Linked DNA regions of Homo sapiens: region 2 is linked to region 1. Evidence: chromatin loops called from intact Hi-C (ENCODE). Cell type or tissue: A673. All regions are shown on one strand. Links, peaks and the distances in the headings refer to the core of each region. The heading gives the core; the rest is flanking DNA.

The links. Peaks named below come from ENCODE experiments on the same cell type or tissue, not always from the same donor. Only the 100,000 strongest peaks of a DNase experiment are listed, where the experiment ranks them.
Region 2: it touches region 1 in a loop (2.4-fold over the local background); 6 of 110 quality-filtered maps call a loop at or near these places.

Annotation. Positions count from the first base shown.
Region 1 is chr6:87,137,443-87,141,350 of GRCh38, reverse strand. No RefSeq gene overlaps it. Among named protein-coding and RNA genes, the nearest start is that of ZNF292, 16 kb to the left of the region's middle. In A673, for the core only: a CTCF peak has its summit at 1,923 (motif pointing left); a DNase peak (open chromatin) is centred at 1,920.
Region 2 is chr6:87,482,389-87,486,296 of GRCh38, reverse strand. The region is part of intron 2 of SLC35A1 (solute carrier family 35 member A1); the gene reads right to left. Among named protein-coding and RNA genes, the nearest start is that of SLC35A1, 11 kb to the right of the region's middle. RefSeq lists an enhancer at 1,066-2,265. In A673, for the core only: a CTCF peak has its summit at 2,051 (motif pointing left); no DNase peak of the experiment used is centred there; H3K27ac peaks cover 419 bases.

The sequences.
Region 1 (3,908 bases), core at 689-3,188:
CGAGGAGTATCTTTGTGGTGTTCTCCGCATTTCCTGAATTTGAATGTTGGCCTGCCTTGCTAGGTTGGGGAAATTCTCCTGTCTAATATCCTGAAGAGTGTTTTCCAACTTGGTTCCATTCTCCCCGTCACTTTCAGGTACACCAATCGAATGTAGATTTGGTCTTTTAACATAGTCCCATATTTCTTGGAGGCTTTGTTGATTTCTTTTTACTCTTTTTTCTCTAAACTTCTCCTCTCACTTTATTTCATTAATTTAATCTTCAATCACTGATACCCTTTCTTCCAGTTGATTGAATTGGTTATTGAAGCTTGTGCATGCATCACGTAGTTCTCATGCCATGGTTTTCAGCTCCATCAGGTAATTTAAGGTTTTCTCTACAGTGTTTATTCTAGTTAGCCATTCATCTAATCTGTTTTCAAGGTTTTTAGCTTCCTCCTGATGGGTTCGAACATCCTCCTTTAGCTCGGAGAAGTTTGTTATTACCGACCTTCTGAAGCCTACTTCTGTCAGCTCGTCAAAATCATTCTCCGTCCAGCTTTGTTCTGTTGCTGGTGAGGAGCTGCGATCCTTTGGAGGACAAGAGATGGTCTGGTTTTTAGAATTTTCAGCTTTTCTGCCCTGGTTTCTCCCCATCTTTCTGGTTTTATCTACCTTTGGTCTTTGATGCTTGACCTACAGATGGGGTTTTGGTGTGGATGTCCCTTTTGTTGATGTTGATGCTATTCCTTTCTGTTTGTTAGTTTTCTTTCTAAGAGTCAGGTCCTTCAGCTACAGGTCTGTTGGAGTTTGCTGGAGGTCCACTCCAGACCCTGTTTGCCTGGTTTTCACCAGCAGAGGTTGCAGAACAGCAAATATTGCAGAACAGCAAATATTGCTGCCTGATCCTTCCTCTGGAAGCTTTGTCCCAGAGGGGCACCTGTATGAGGTGTCAGTTGGCCCCTACTGGGAGGTGTTGCCCAGTTAGGCTACACGGGGGTCAGGGACCCACTTGAAGAGGCAGTCTATCCATTCTCAGAGCTCAAACACCATGCTGGGAGAACCACTGCTCTCTTCAGAGTTGTCAGACAGAGACGTTTAAGTCTGCAGAAGTTTCTGCTGCCTTTTGTTCAGCTATGCCCTGCCCCCAGAGGTGGGGTCTACAGAGGCAGCAGGCCTTGCAGAGCTGCGGTGGCGTCCGCCCAGTTCGAGCTTCCCTTGCCACTTTGTTTACCTACTCAAGCCTCAGCAATGGTGGACGCCCCTGCCCCTGCCAAGCTGCTGCCTGGCAGGTTGATCTCAGACTGCTGTGCTAGCAGTGAGCAAGGGTCCGTGGGTGTGGGACCCACCAAGCCAGGTGCAGGATATAATCTCCTGGTGTGCCGTTTGCTAAGACCATTGGAAAAGCTCAGTATTTGGGCAGGATTGTCCTGATTTTCCAGGTACAGTCTGTCACAGCTTCCCTTGGCCAGGAAAGGGAAATCCCCCAACCCCTTGCGCTTCTGGGGTGAAGGGATGCCCCACCCTGCTTCGGCTCACCCTCCATGGACTGCACCCACTGTCCAACCAGTCCCAATGAGATGAACCAGGTACCTCAGTTGGAAATGCAGAAATCTCCATCTTCTGCATCGATCACGCTGGGAGCTGCAGACCAGAGCTGTTCCTATTTGGCCATCTTGGAATGGAATCAATATGGTTCTATTATATTGGATCTTTGACCTCACTAGCAACTTCTTCAGGCTGTTAAGGTTTTTCTAAGTTTCTGCTGTCAATATTCTCATTTTACTTTCTACTTTGGCAATTTCATCCATCTTTATGGCTTTGATTTTATTCCTATGACTGTGACTCCAAATCGTATCTCAATTCCAGATCTGCTATCTGAATTTTTGCCTGATCAACAACTTCACATATCTAATCACCTGTTGGACAGCTCCACCTAGAGGTTTTGCCAGTGAATTTATCAAAGTCCCTTCCCACCCTTGCCCTCACTCAAGCTAAGCTTTCTCCTGACTTTCCTGTTTCTGTTCAGGGCACTACTATCTTTCCAAGTTTTAGGTACCAAGCCTTAAGTCCAGGTTTGACTCCTTTTCCTTTTCTTCATATGCCATCAGTTGTTCAGATTTGCCAATGAAATCTTTGTATCACTTCTCTTCCCCATTCCCAGTATCAACTCCAAGTGGTTCTCTGGATCTCTTCTAGGGAAAGTTTTCTTCATGTGTGTCTTTATCTTCTGGCTCTTCCTACCAAGACATTTTTTAAAGTTGAAATATATTTTAGTCCAAAAATAAGTCTGGGAGGATATGATAAATTACACTAAATACTGGAGTTACGTGGAAGTCCGATTAATGGTCCCCATAAATGTCTATATCCTAATCCCTAGAACCTATAAATATGTTAGCTTATATAGCAAAGGAGAATTAGTGTTGCAGTGGAATTAAGGCGATTATTCTGGAATATCTGTGTGCGTACAATGTAATCACAAGTATCCTTTAAATATGGCAGAGGTAGGCCATAGAGGAGGTCAGAATCATCCCATATCAGAAGGACTAGACCAACCATTGCTGGCTTTGCAGATGAAGTGCAGCCGCACACCAAGGAATACTGCAACCTCTAGAAACTGGAAAATGCAAGGAAATTTTCTCCTAGAGCCTCCAGAAGGAATGCAATTCTGCCAAAACCTTGATTTTAGCATAGTAAGACCCATTTGGGACTTCTGATCTCTCAAGCTATAGGATAAACCTGTATTGTTTTAAGTCACTAAGTTTGGAGAAATGTGTTACACCAGTCGTAGGAAAGTAATGTTAGTGCTAGTGTCATAAAAGGAAGGAAGATATTCTCTAAACTGGTTAATTTTAGTATAATTAGGAAACTTTAAAATGGACATATTTAAGGCAGATGTTAGAAAAATAAGAATAATTTGGGCTGGGCACGGTGGCTCACGTCTGTAATCCCAGCACGTTTGGGAGGCCGAGGCAGGTGGATCACCTGCGGTGAGGAGTTCGAGACCAGCCTGGCCAACATGGTGAAACCCTGTCTCCACTAAAAATGCAAAATTAGCTGGGCATGGTGGTACACGCCTGTAATCCCAGCTACTTGGGAAGCTGAGGCAGGAGGATCACTTGAACCGGGGAGGCAGAGGTTGCAGTGAGCTGAGATTGTGCTATCGCACTCCAGCCTGGGCAACAAGAGCAAAACTCTGTCTCAAAAAAAAAAAAAAAAAAAGAAAAGAAAAGAAAAGAAAAATAAGAATGATTTGATTCATATAATAATTTATCAAAATTAGCTGCTAATATGTTACTGCTGAAGGTAATTAAAGGATGCCACATGAAATAGACAAGAGATCCTTGATTCAGAGAATATTTCCAAATTTGTTGAGTGTCATATAGTTGGAAGGCAAATAAGCCTTTGTATCAAATTATTTATGCTTTGTTTCCCTTACTAAAACAAAACTTACTGGAATGATGTATATGCCCATCAGAGTGTGTTAAATTCAACCAACATAGCTGTATTCAGAATTTCAATATCACTAGCTGTATCAGAAAGTTCACCTGTATAACCAGCTTCCCCTGGGGAAGACTGCCTTCCTATGTAATTTGATTTCCATAGTTACATAGAATGAGAACCTGGCCTCTTGAAAACAAGGTATTGATCTGGTAAGAATCTACCTTATTCTTATTCATGAAAGCTGTTTTTAGTTGTAAGCATGTAAGGTTCTGAAAAATCACCCTATTTTAAAGGACTATTAACTAAGGTTTGGAGTGATGATTGTTACCCTAATTTGGCATCTAACTTTTTGTAGATTGCCATATATTCAAGTTGTGTCATATTCTGCAAAAATAATATTAGTCATAGAGAGGTCAAGAAGTTCTGGCCCATCAGGTACTTGGGAGGATGAGGTGAGTGGATCGTTTGATCCCAGGAGGTGGCAG
Region 2 (3,908 bases), core at 875-3,374, 340 kb before region 1:
GTGAACCTTAATTATAACCAAAACATGGTTTCAGGTGCTACTTCGATAAGTTTCTGCCCCCACCTCCCACTCCCGTATAATATATGTACTTTAACAATTAGCCAAGACTATTCACTAAGCAAAGAACATTACTGAGCAAACAGCATCAGAGACCATACTAAATAAACAAACCACCAAATGGACTGCTCTATAATGAGATTAAGCTTTGCACAGTTCCAAAAAAATTGAAGTTCTAGTATAATACTTTGTATCAACCCTATAAAGTTATTGTACTTTATCACAGTGTAAAGAATGGGCAAAAAGGAAGAAGCTTTTACTTCATTTAATCATAGTTTTAAATGAAGTTTAATTTTTTTCCATTTAAATAGTAATTTCTTTTCCTTTCCCTGTATTCATTCTCCAGAAAACTCAAATCAACATTGAGCAAATGTTACTAATTTTTACACTAACTCTGCAGTATTTTTCTGGAAATATGGGGGAAATACACTATTTTAATCATCAGGATCTAAGTTCTTCTAATTTTTTTTTTTCTTTTTCTGAGACAGAGTTTTGCTCTGTTGCCCAGGCTAGAGTACAGTGGTACAATCATGGCTCACTGCAGGTCCTCGCAGGCTCAAGCAATCCTCCCACCTTAGCCTCCCAGGTAGCTGTGACTACAGCCACACACCACTACACCCAGCTAATTTTTTTATTTTTTGTAGAGATGGAGTCTCACCATGTTGACAGGCTGGTCTCCAACTCCTGGGCTCAAGAAATCCTCCTACCTTGGCCTCTAAACTGCTGGGATTACAGGTGTGAGCCACCACACCTGGCCAAGATCTAAGTTCTTCTTAATTTTTCTCCTCTGAAGAGAAAGTTCAAGTTCTAAACCTTTAGTTATTTCTAATATAATTCTTCCACAGCCTCCCATAATATCCTGAAATTGTCATCCTTTCTGTGAGATGATAAAGTCTTCCTTGATTTGAAAGCAAAGAAAAAAGTCTAATTTCATTTTTTTAGCTCTACACAATTATTTTAACATTACATGGGAAAAGAATTTTCAAGCAAATATAAATTCAAACATGAATCAACTTTGGTTTCCTGTGCATATAACAAATCATCTCATAACATTTTTTGTAACAATTATTTTCTGATATTTAGAAGCCTCTCCATCACAGCAAATAAAACACTGACATCCAACCTGTGTTTTAACAGACTAGATAACATCCTGTTTGCCTTTCATCTACTTACTCTTTTTGAATTACCAATTTTAATATGTGTACAAAGAATTGACAACACTCAGAGTACCTGGAAAATATTTTACTTTTTTGCAAACACTAAATCTAAAAGACCATTATAAAGCTCTAGGCCCTTTGATTTGCTGCTCCTCTTAACTGTTCATATCACTCTTAATGGCCCACAGTCTGGCCATGTATTTTATTCATCTGTTAGATACGAGTTCTAAATTTCTCTTCAAAGAATCAGCATGTCAGTACGTTCAATTCTTTGCCTTCTACTTTTAAACTTAACTTCTTTGTAAAGCACCTTTTCCGATTACCCTCTCCACTCTGACTCATTCTGATTACCTACTCCACCCTGACTCATTCCGATTACCTGCTCCACCCTAATTCCAATTACCTGCTCCACCCTGATTCATTCAGATTACCTGTTCATTCTCCATCCTGACTCATTCTGATTTCTTACTCTGCCATAACCATTTTTCCTGCCAAACCACTCACCCCGTTACTCTCTTTAAATTAGCCAATCGGAATTAGTTTAGCCTGTGCGGTCTAACCCTAGCCAATAGGTGAATGACACAGCAGCAGGGGCCACGTGCATCAGGAATAAGACCCCCTTTTCCTCCCTTGTCCAAGTGTGTGCTCACCACTGCTCCAACTGTGAGGGTGTACCCTTCTATAGAAGGAAACTGCCTTGCTGGGAAGAAAAAAAGAAAATTTTATATTCGAGTGCTATTTCTTTTGCAGCACCAAAACTTTATAACAATTTAGGGGCTCATCTGGGATTACATTCCCCTCCAGAGGCGGTCTCTGGTTCTCTCTTGTGAGGAGGTGCACCCCGCCCCCTTGTGGCGTCCTCAGGGGTGAGAAATCAGGACCCGCCCAGTGCAAGGAATAACCCGAGCTCTCAGCAACACAGAAAGAAACCAAACCGGCTGGCAACCTGAGGTAAAGGATCCTCACATACCACAGCAATGACTGTGCACAGACCAATGAAGAAGAAACCACGGGAGCCAGTAAAGTACTTCCTTGGTGGTCAAAGTCTGGAGGGCTGAATGTGTGTGTGCGTGAATGATCACAGACAACCCTGCTTGTGGTGTTGTGTGGATGGTGACAAGTCCTACTGCTGGATGGAGTGAGTGCGTCCTCTCTGCAGTTCCACAGCTACCTCGTATGGCTTAGGGCGGATCCTGCTGTGGGATTTATACCAGCACGCCAACACTAAGAAGGGCCTAATTCTCCCTTGGGGGAGCAGCCAGAGAGGACAACATGAGTGGGAAGTGTGCAAGGGACCTTCAGAGGGGGAAAGGGGAGGAAACATGTCAACCTCCCAGGATAGGCAAGTCAAGACACCCTGGTTTGAGGGGTTGAGGCTTCCGGAGCAGGCAAGGCAAGACATCCCTGGTTTGAGGGGTTGAGCCTTCCACGGCAGGCAAGGCAAGACATCCCTGGTTTGAGGGGTTGAGTCTTCCAGGACAGGCGAGGGAAGACACCCCTGGTTTGATGGGTTGAGCCTTCCGCTAATTTCAGGGGCTGAACCTCAAAGAACTGAGAAATCCCCATTACGAGGGGTTGAACCTCAAAAGAGGTGAAAAATCCCAATAGGGGTACATTGAACCTCAGTGAGGTGAGAAATCCCCATTGTGGGGGGCTGAACCTCACAGAAACCTCCAGTAGTAAGAAAAATATTCAGAACTCCCCTTTCGCTTCTTCTCGGGGGAAAGAAAGGCTAAACTCCACTCCCACTGGTCGCTCCCCTAGGGGAAGGAGGAGAGGGAAGAACAGCAGCATAAGCGGCTGGCAGAGGCAGGGAAAGACCAGCAGAGAGGAAAGAGAAACTGGGAAAGGAAGTCAGAGAGAGAGAGAGAAAGAGAAAGAGACAGAGAGTCAGAGAGAGAGAAAGAGAGAGAGAGAGACAGAGAGAAGTAATAAAAACAGTGTACCCTATTCCTTTAAAAGCTAGGGTAAATTTAAAACCTATAATTGATAATTGAAGGTCTTCTCCGTGACTCTATAACACTCCAATACCACCTTGTTGTCAGTGTAAACAAGGGCACAGCCTGAAAGCACTGAGATCACTGACGACCCATAGCCTTCCTATCAAAAATCCTTAACCCAGTAACCCGCAGATGACCCAAATGCATTCAATCTGTACCGGCAACTGCTTTGCTAACAGAAGAAAGTAGAAAAATAACTTTTAGAGGAAACCTCATTGTGAGCACACCTCACCCAGTTCAGAAGTATCCTAAGACAAAAAGGTAACTTACTAACTCAAAAATCTTAAAGTATGGGGCTATTCTGTTAGAAAAAGATGATTTAACATTAACCACTGATAATTCCCTTAACCCAGCAGGTTTCCTCACAGGGGATCTAAATCTTAATTAATTACCATATAAAGGTCCGACCAGACCTAGAAGGAACTCCCTTCAGGACAGGACGATAGATGGTTCCTCCCGTGTGACTGAGGGAAAAAGCCACAACGGGTATTCAGTAAGTGATAGGGAAACTCTTATAGAAGTAGAGTTAGGAAAATTGCCTAATAGTTGGTAAGCTGTTTGCACTCAGCTAAGCCTTAAAGTACTTACAGAATCAGGAAGGAGTGGTCTATACCAATTCTAAGTTAATTTAAACTAAAGAAAGTCTTATTAATAGCAAAGGATAATTGAAATACCAAACTTACAAGGTTTTCCA